2 separate regions of the Homo sapiens genome follow, and region 2 is linked to region 1. A link is an interaction called in ENCODE POLR2A ChIA-PET data of the cell type or tissue named here. Cell type or tissue: PC-9. All regions are shown on one strand.

Region 1 (5,000 bases):
TGGAGCGAGAACTGTGAGAATGGTGTATAACCATGCATAATACATTTTCCAATAAAATGTGGTAATAGGTCAAACTTCATGTCTTTCAGAATATCATCACCCTTGCAGAAACTGGCTCTCTGGACTTCAGAACATTTTGTACATCATGTCTTGTGAGTTTTTTCATATAATTTTTTTCCGTAGTGAAAGCAAAGTCTTGGTAACGTTGCTGATGTAAGCATTTGTCAGATCTTCATGGTATATTTATACACCTTTGTTTTTACCCATTTCTAATTTTACATTCCTGTCTGAACAGCTTTCTGTCTTGAACATATGGCAGAATGATGTTTATAATCTCTTGAAGTTGTCTCTGGTTACATCTCTCCGTGAATTATCCATTGTGTGTTTTATTTGCTTTTCTCTGTCATGAAGCATATATTAGAACTAACGTCAAATCAGAGGCTCATAATGACCTTAGAAACCACTTAGTGAAACCTCTCATTTTGCAATTGAGGAATCAAGGGAGGAAGTAAATTCTCCCAAATTATTGGTGGTGCTAAAAATGGAACTTGGGTTTCCTTCCCTTGGTTGAGTGCTTATTTTGCTCTGTGGTACTGCCTCATTTCTGCTTAGCCAGTGTGAACAGGCTCTGGAATTCAGATCCCACTTAGTGATGTCCTAATCAAAGTAGACATATGGAAGTAAATACTAATAAGGCATTCCACAGCCTCTGTGTGAATTGATGGTCTGTTTAGGATTTGTGCCAATGCCTCTGTGACCTAAAGTTAAAATTTTGCTTGTGATTTGTTACCACTTTGAGACACTGGTTTTTGCTTAGGCCTCTCTTAATTGCCCACTTAGATAAGGAAGCCATTAAGGTCACTCCACTGCCATGTATGCAACTGCTGTGTGGCTCGATATGATCAACACTGCCTGTGGACTGGACGGTGCATAGGTGAGAGATTTAATTTTTCAATTACTACTGTGAAGTTAAGCATATGTTTAGTTATGACTCACAGAAAAAGTGGAAGGGCATCCTAGGGCTCCATTTTCAATATTCTAGTATTCCAATAGCAATGGGCCCATGCATCGTTATTATGCTACAGGTAACATAATATTTGCACATGCATCATTCTGTTTGGTAGCCACAGGCCTGTGAAGTAGACAGAAAAAATATTATCTCCATATTACTTGTAAAAACGCTAGATCAGAGAAGTTAAAACACTTAACTTACAGTGACACAACTAGTAATACATAAGCCTAGGTCTCCTGATTCCAATGGGTGTTGTTCCTTCTGCCGGGTTTTGCTGCTCCAGGAGAAGGTCGGACCATGATGTAGTAGCTGAGGAGTATTTGTGTCATTAGCATTGAAATGCTCCCATCTCCAGCATTGAGAAGGCAGCGTGTGCAAGAGAAGACTTAGCTGCCTTGCCCTTCCCGCTTTCTTCCCTTCTGTAGAAGTTTCTCAGATTGTGGGTTGCCACTCTTTGCATGTCCAGTAGCAACATGTAAATTTGTTGCTGCTCCTCAGTTTCGTTTTCTGTGTTCCCCCTGATTAAGTCAATCCTTGATATTCAGAGGTGGTGCTTTTACAAACATGTTACATGGAAGGAGGAAAGATACTGGGTATGATTTGTCCAAAATCCCGCCTGGTTCCCTTACTTCTGTCACAGGATAGGACAGCCTAGCTAGAAAAGTGTTTGCTTAGTTAACTTTATTCTATTCCAGAAGTTGCACTTTTACAAACATGTTGCATGGAAGGAAGAAAGAGACAGGGTATGATTTGTCCAAATTCCTGCCTGCTTCTCTTCCTTCCATCACAGAATAGGCCAGCCTAGAGCAGTGTTTGCTTAGTTAACTTTATTCTAGTCCAAAAAAGTATCTTCTTTTAAGTAAGCAATGAATAAATATTAGTTCAGTTAACATGGACAATTGACTGTGACATATCAGAAATGTGTGGTTTGATTTAATGGTACTTAAAAGCAAAGCAACAGCTTTATTTCTGTTTTACTTTGGTGAAGACTTTTGACAGGAAAGTGGTTAAGGAGGTCTTATGTTGAAAATCAGAAGAAACGAAAATATTAAGTATGTTTTTTTTCTTTTTTCTTGAGGTTTTGGCAACCATCACTATTACATATTCTTCTTGTTTTTCCTTTCCATGGTATGTGGCTGGATTATATATGGATCTTTCATCTGTAAGTGTAAATTTTTCTTACAACAAGCACATACATCTACACCCATTTCTACTTTTCCTTGTAAACCCTTGTATATCACATTCTGGCTGGGTGACTATAAACCATACTCCTAATAAAAACAAAGCAAATGCCTCTAAGACTCCCTCAGCATTGGGAAGCTGCAAGAAATACAAGATGAGGTTAGTTCTCAGTACTTTAGGAAAAAAATGTGATAAATTTGAAAAGTAGTCAAAAATAGAAATTCATTTAAGGCAAGTGCAGATTTGCTCCCCAGTGAAGAAGGAAAGTCAGCTGCTGAAGTACAAAGCTGGAGGTGGTAACTGAATAAAACAGGAAAAAAAAAAAAAAAAGGTCAGTGGTAGAGAGGTTGGGGGATAGTTGTCCAGTCATTAAGGAACAAACCTCTGAAAGCCCATGCCATTTGGTAAGTATCAAGTTGAAACTGAGAACTGATGGGAATACTAACAGTTAAAAGGTTGGAAATAGTAACTTGGAAGAAAACATTAGATCACTTATTCTGCGGCCCTGAGGAAGGAAAAAAGCTTTCAGTAGCGGTTTAAAAAAGTATATAGGGGTCTCACATAGGGAATGACAGCCAGCTGTTCTGAGGTGGTTGACTAAGAAGGACAGGGTTTAAATTGAACCAAGAAAGATTTTGGCTATGTCTTAAGAATTGCATTATTATGTTTTTCAGACCTTGGAAATAGGTTACCTAACTGGAAAAACCTATAGTGCTTGTAGTTTATTTATTTGGACTTTAACTGTTTATTATTTATTTATTTTAAGGCTTTTGGAGAATTGGGCTCTAAACACAGAGGCTTCACTTCCATCCACCCTCTTGTTACATTCTTGGTCAAATCTTAGACTTTACCAGTAGGGTACTAGTTTGTTGCTTGAGCTGAAGTCTGGAGTAATTCCGAAAGACATTAAGAATGTTATTTTCCCCTTAGCATCATAAGCCCAATACACATACACATTTTTCCTCTCTTTCTCTCTTCTGTGTCTCTCTGTCTCTTTAGTTTAAAATTTTTGTTAGTTTTCGAAAGGCAATTCTTTGTACACTTGCCCCCCAGGCTCCCAGTTTCCCTCCCTAGAAATATCAAGTATTACAAATTTTGTTTTGTTTGGGGTTTCATTTTTAGAGATTATTAACTAGTATCTATGTGTAATGAGTTATTTTTTGCCCTGCCATAGGCATGGAGGGCTTCAGTTACCTTGTCAGACCCTTTCCTACCTGACGCCTTGGGTGTCTTTGATCACTAGGCAATGCTTTTGTAGCTAAATGTGACTGTCACCATTTTAAATAGGTCTAATAGTCAGAAGGTTGTAATCTCTGAGCTCAGTTCTTGTCAAAAAGGCCACCAGTAACCCTGAGCATTCTATTTTTATTTTAATTAATTTTAATTTTATTTGTTTGTTTTTTGCTTATTTATTAATGTATTTTTTGAGACAGGGTCTCACTCTGTCGCCCAGACTGGAATGCAGCGGCACCATCATGGCTCACTGCAGCCGTAGCTTTTTGTGCTCAAGTGATCCTCCTGCCTTGGCCTCCCAAATAGCTGAGACTACAGGTGCCTGTCACCGTGCCCAGTTAATTTTTAAATTTTTTGTAGAGATGGCATCTTCACCATGTTGCCCAGGCTGGTTTCAAGCTCCAGGCCTCAAGTGATTCTCCTGCCTCAGCTTCCCAAAGTGAAGTACTGCACCTGGCCAGCATTCGATTTTTAAAACTTCTTAGATTATGTCTTATGGTGTAAAAAGTAAAAGAGTTTTTGACAGCGCTTGGTTCTATTGAGAAAGCTGCCTTTCAAGGCCTGACAGTAAAGCATATTCCTGGAAAACCTTTGTAAGTTGGCACATAGACCAACTTGTCTCTTGGACTGGATCCTATGGGAGAGGAGCCAGAGTTTACACCACTCCTGCCTCTCTTCTCTTCTCTCTCTTCACTAAAAATAGTCACCTTTGTTTGGCATCTATGACCAGCATAAGACTGTATTGATAAGGACAGAAGTGATTTTCCATCACATTCAGTCTTTCCAAGTTAGTTTTTTTATTACACATGTTGATTCTTCCCTTCTCTTTGTCTTTTTTCTCTGGCTCTGAACCAATTTTCATATTACATTTTGTTTCATAAGAACAGTCCCACCTTATATTCACTTACAACTGTATAAACTAGCTGAGTGTATTTTGTTACCTTTATTCCATTTATATTCCAGCAATATTTCTTTACACTGAATGAGGGCCTTGTGTCATTTATTATTATTTCACAGACAAAACATGAACTTGTGCTCCATTTCTCTAATGAGGCCTCACTGTCATCCCACCTCCCTTGTTTACCATTAATGCTGTATTACTAGAGCCCTGCTCTATACTCTCCTTCTCATGTGATCCAATAGCTGCTACTTCTGTACAGCCTCCATCCATTTCATCTTTTGTAAGGTCTGTTTACAAGGTGGATAGTAAGTGACTCCAAAAGTGTCAGCATCCTACAAGTTACAGAAAGAAAGATTGTAGATTACCATCAGGAAGAACTCTGTAACTGTCAGAGCCATCTAAAGATGAAAACGTTTGACCTGGAATGATGTGAGTTCCCTACCATTAGCCACTGGCCAGCTGATAAGAATGTATTAGCACAAATTAAAGTGTTACATTGCATAAGATAATGTACGTGACAACTTGCTGTTGTATCTTTGATATTAAATCTGAAAACCAGTATTCTGAAAACTTCAGTGTGAGATCATGCTGTATTATCAAAAGAATTCCCAGAAGGGAGCAGTAGAAATCCATAAACTGAAAGAAAATAGATATTCTTTCCCAATCAACAGC
Region 2 (5,000 bases), 66 kb after region 1:
CATACCTTTGTTGGTCTTGATAGGGCTACTGGGCGCAGAATTTATCTTTCTCCGATCACTTTCTATACTCTTTACCAATTTGATAAGAGATGGGTGTCGAGTAAAGTTTGGTTTCCCACGTGTGGAAAAGAGGTTTTTGGCACAGTTCTCTTTTGAAGACCGTCTCACCTCCAAATCAGAGGGAGTAAAATGAATGACTGGGCTGGAGCCTGAAACAGAAAACGTCTGTGTATTAAAACCTGGATGGCTCAGTTGGCTTTTGGGATATGAAATAAAACAATTTTAGGAATAAAAGTGGCAAGTTACAGAGCACCGACCATGTGCCTGTCACTGTTCTAAGGGCTTTACAGAGAAAGCCTTGTTTATCTTATTAAATGGATTCTGAGACACAATATTTCCTACATTAGCATTTCTGAAACTGCACTATATCTTATAACCAGTGGTGTGCTAGAGTGTAGTTATTAGTGATTTTTCTTTCTTAGTGATATAGAAAGAATTGTGCATCTTACAATCAGTGAAGTCTTAGATCTGATGAAATATGGGTGATCCTCACAGCTCCATGAGGTAACTGTTCCTCAAGAAATGCAGCCCTGTGTCGGAGATGAGAGCTCTGACCCACACAGACATTAACCTACTGGCTCAAGGTCTCTCAACTGGGAGCATGTGGGCCTGGGATATGAACCTGGTCAATATGGCCCCGGAATTTTCACTCCAAATTCCTGCACGAAAGGACCTCTCTCTGAGATTATACCAAAATCACAGTAACTCCACTGAGGTGCCATTGTTCTTCCCATTTCACCAAGGAGAAAACTAATCCTCGAAGAAGTAGCTTGTCTCAGGCCGCAAAGCCAGAGTGGCAGGGCTTGGAATGGAACCTAAGTTTCCCTCTGTCTTCATGGCCCACGTTCTTGTCATTTTCAATGATTCTGGGTGGGGATCTTTGGTAGAATGCAAAATGTCAGCATCGCAGAGTTAAGATGAAGGCTAGAAATATCTACTTTGATACCAGAGTGAACTCATTTCATATTCTCAATGGGCACAGGTTCTGTTGTGGTCACTGTGCCGCATAGCAGCAATAGTGTTTTATGCTTTGTGGTGCTTTCAACTTTCCGAATGCTTTCACATACAGATTGTACTTCTTGAACACAGGGTGGGAGGTTGTTATGGATCTTGGTTAGCTGATGGAGCCAGTAGCCAAACTTTCTATATTGCCATTCATCTTGAATCATCTTTTCAATCATATATATCTTTTCCATGTGGGGCGGTGAGTAGGAAGGGGAAGGGAAAATATCTCCCAATGTGCATTAATTCAAAATAATAAAGCAGGATAAAGAAAATGTGGTACATATACACCATGGAATACTATGCAGCCATAAAAAGAAATGAGATCATGTCCTCTGTGGGACACGGATGGAGCTGGAAGCCATCATCCTCAGCAAACTAACATAGGAATAGAAAATCAAACACTGCATGTTCTCACTCGTAAGTGGGAGTTGAACAATGAGAACACATGGACACAGGGAGGGGAACAACACACACTGGAAATTAAAAATTAGAAAAACACACACACAAATAATAAAGCAGAGGGTGAAAGAAAAAAATACATACCACTGGTATTTGGACTGATTTCTGGGCCGGTCCATTTGAAAGCTGGTTTTCGGCCTCTTTCCTCTGTAACATGAACTTTCTTGATAAGATCCAGGCTACTCAGAACATTAGCTATATCATACAACCTCCTAATTTTTGCTGGGAAAAAAAGTATATATACCACTTAATGGAATAATGAAAAGATCAAAGAATTTTCCTTCAGAAGGACTTCATGTATATTCTAAGAGCTGTCTTAACCATCAATGTCAGACAGAGAAACATCTGCCTCCTTTTAAGTTCTTCTGGTGATACAACTTTAATTAAGATAAAAAAGTTTTAAATATTTAAAAGACTCAATTACTGCTAGTACTCAATGTTGAAATGACAATAGCATACGTTGACAAAGGAAAAACGACTTGATGAGATCACCCTATCTGAAACTATGTTACAGACTGTTTCAAAAATAAAGTCACCATTCCTGGGTATCTTCTAATGAGGATTCAGAAGAATTTTATGAGCAGAGAAGTAAAAGTATCTGTGATAAATGTCTTGCTTTTCTGCTTGTAATAGCTTATAACAAAATTTATTTACTATGGCAGCATGGAAAATTCTGTACTCCATCAACATGTGTAATTTTTTAATACTGTCTATGTAACATGCAAAACATAGATCTGTGAACTTGACAAACCTCACATATCTTAAAGAGTTTTGTTACAAAAAGTCTGTTTTTTACTGCCATCTTGATAGTACAAATTACAAATCGAGTCTCCTTCCTAGCCATATCAGAAGGTTCTGAATTCCCTGGGGATTCAGTAACTTACACCTCTGCAGTTCCTGGAATAGTTTTCAAGGCTATGACTAACCAGTGAAACAAAGATGAAAACTATCCGGTGACTCACAAAAGGCAAGTAACCCCTCAGTAGTATCAGGACGTGTTTTCTGAAATTGCAGATCTCCCGATCTCCCGAGCCAAGTGCTCCTCCCCATCCGCTGAGCACTTCTTTCCACACCCTTCCTGCAAAGTCTGGTGTAATGGTGAGGGCATAGCTCTTTTGTTAGGAATCCAATCTACAGTCCCTTCCCAATTTTGAGCAGGTAATCTAGCTAAAACCATTCTTTCAAAATGGCAGACTACCTGTGCTGCAGGTCACTTCTGGGGACAATTTTATGAGTCATTTATAAACCCTCTGTAATCAGCATCAGTGGAAGGAGACCAGGGTGCAGACCCACTTTACAATTTACTCTCATTTAGAGCTCACACAGAACAGATTCTTCTAGTGTTTCCTTTTTTTTGAGACAGAGTCTTGCTCTGTCCCCCAGGCTGGAGTGCAGTGGCGCGATCTCGGCTCACTGCAAGCGCCGCCTCCCAGGTTCACGCCATTCTCCTGCCTCAGCCTCCTGAGTAACTGGGACTACAGGTGCACGCCACCACGCCCGGCTAATTTTTTTGTATTTTTAGTAGAGACGGGGTTTCACTGTGTTAGCCAGGTTGGTCTGGATCTCCTGACCTCATGATCCGCCCTCCTCGGCCTCCCAAAGTGCTGAGATTACAGGCTTCAGCCACCGCGCCTGGCCGTGTTTACTTTTGAGAACAATGTTACAATATCAAATGAAGCAATGTGTCAAATAAGAGTAGTGATACTTGGCCAGGCGCAGTGGCTCAGGCCTGTAATTTTGGGAGGCCTCCCAAAATTTGGGAGGCCGAGGTGGGTGGATCACGAGGTCAAGAGATCGAGATCCTCCTGGCCAACATGGTGAAACCCCGTCTCCACTAAAAATATAAAAATTAGCCGGGTGTGGTGGCGCGCAACTGTAATCCCAGCTACTCCGGAGACTGAGGCAGGAGAATTGCTGGAACCCGGGAGGCAGATGTTGCAGTGAGCCTAGATCTCGCCACTGCACTCCAGCCTAGCAAAAGAGCTAGACTCCGTCTAAAAAAAAAAAAAAAAAAAAAGAGTAGTGATACTTATGTATCATAACAAGTTAGCTAAATCAATATTATCATGGCTTCTGGGGAGAAGATATAAAAACATAATTAGAGAAGATCTGTTTATGCACCTATGTTTCCTAATTTGGAAATGAGTTTACGACTGAGATTTTATTGTTTAAGAATAGGTTCAAAAATCCATGGCAGTCATGACACTTACTTTTAAACTTGCTTTTATCCAAATCTTCCACATGGTCCTCCCCAATTAAAATCTTGGCAGCAACTTCTAGGCTTACTATCTGAGGCGTTGACACCAAAAACAGCATCACAAATTTCTGGCTCATTACCCTTAAAGACTTGTCTTTGCGGCTGTTTACAGAAGCTTTAGAGAAGGATGAGGATTAGAGAATTAAAATTCATAAAGGGACAAGTGACTTCTAAAGTAACAAGGCTAAAAATACTACCACCTGATCATACAGCTGACAACTGTGGCATCTGAACATTAAAGGCAGCAGTAGCTTTAGAGCTGTGTTCTCCACAGAACCTTTTCCTTAGACAGAGGACAAATGCCATGCCGCCTGGAGTTTTCACTACCATCTCTCACCTGCCCGAAATTCCACTCCAGGGAGTTCCACAAAACACATGTCTGGGTGTCCATTTGGGCCAGTGTTTGATTTGATGATATGATCCTCTATACTGTAACTCTTAATAAAGTCAAACTCTTGCTCATATTCTTTCTTTTTGATCATCATAATCTGCTCGGCGTACTTATTCTCCTCCCCGATGCTCTTCAAGGTGCCAAGGGTTTTGTTGAGATTGTGTCGCCCGTGCCAAGTGTACCTGTTTTTGGCGAGGCGGCTCACCATATGTAAACTCTCTAGGACGTTCACGATATCGTAAATGCGTCGACGTTCAACATCTACAAAGAATGTGCAATTGTGTGTTACAGATTTTTGTAACGTGTTTAGAATTGAATAGCTTTTTCTTCCATTGGTTTATTAGTCAGTAGGTCTTGGATAATATCACTTTCCTAACTGTAAGTGAACATACTCAACAAATACTGTGAAGGTGAGAAAGACATGTGCTTGCTTTCCAAGGGCACAAATCATATGAATTAGAAAGGCAACATTTAATGAGGGCCTAAGTTGTGCTACACAGCTTTAGGAAGTTTTCACCCTAAACTTGTGAAGTAGGTATTATGATCTGCACTTTAAAAAGGATGAGAAAGGCCGGGTGCGGTGGCTCACACCTGTAATCCCAGCACCTTGGGAGGCCGAGGAGGGCGGATCACGAGGTCAGGAGATGGAGACCATCCTGGCTAACATGGTGAAACCCAGTCTCTACTAAAAATACAAAAAAATTAGCCGGGTGTGGTGGCGGGTGCCTGTAGTCCCAGCTACTCAGGAGGCTGAGGCAGGAGAATGGTGTGAACCCGGGAGGCGGAGCTTGCAGTGAGCCTAGATCGCGCCACAGCACTCCAGCCTGG

What was found. Peaks named below come from ENCODE experiments on the same cell type or tissue, not always from the same donor. Only the 100,000 strongest peaks of a DNase experiment are listed, where the experiment ranks them.
Region 2: POLR2A ChIA-PET joins it to region 1 with 7 read pairs; 4 of 35 experiments call an interaction of 5 or more read pairs at or near these places.

The regions. Positions count from the first base shown.
Region 1 is chr11:19,164,212-19,169,211 of GRCh38, forward strand. ZDHHC13 (zDHHC palmitoyltransferase 13) reads left to right here. Exons shown (of 17, transcript NM_019028.3): 12 at 90-152; 13 at 841-934; 14 at 2,091-2,174. Among named protein-coding and RNA genes, the nearest start is that of CSRP3-AS1, 30 kb to the right of the region's middle. In PC-9, no CTCF peak of the experiment used is centred here; no DNase peak of the experiment used is centred here.
Region 2 is chr11:19,230,626-19,235,625 of GRCh38, forward strand. E2F8 (E2F transcription factor 8) reads right to left here. Exons shown (of 13, transcript NM_024680.4): 5 at 4,119-4,433; 6 at 3,735-3,896; 7 at 1,609-1,746; 8 at 6-209. All of the region lies in intron 1 of CSRP3-AS1 (CSRP3 and E2F8 antisense RNA 1), which reads left to right. Among named protein-coding and RNA genes, the nearest start is that of E2F8, 7.8 kb to the right of the region's middle. RefSeq lists an enhancer at 1,694-2,893. In PC-9, no CTCF peak of the experiment used is centred here; a DNase peak (open chromatin) is centred at 2,486; H3K4me3 peaks cover 1,029 bases; H3K27ac peaks cover 2,819 bases.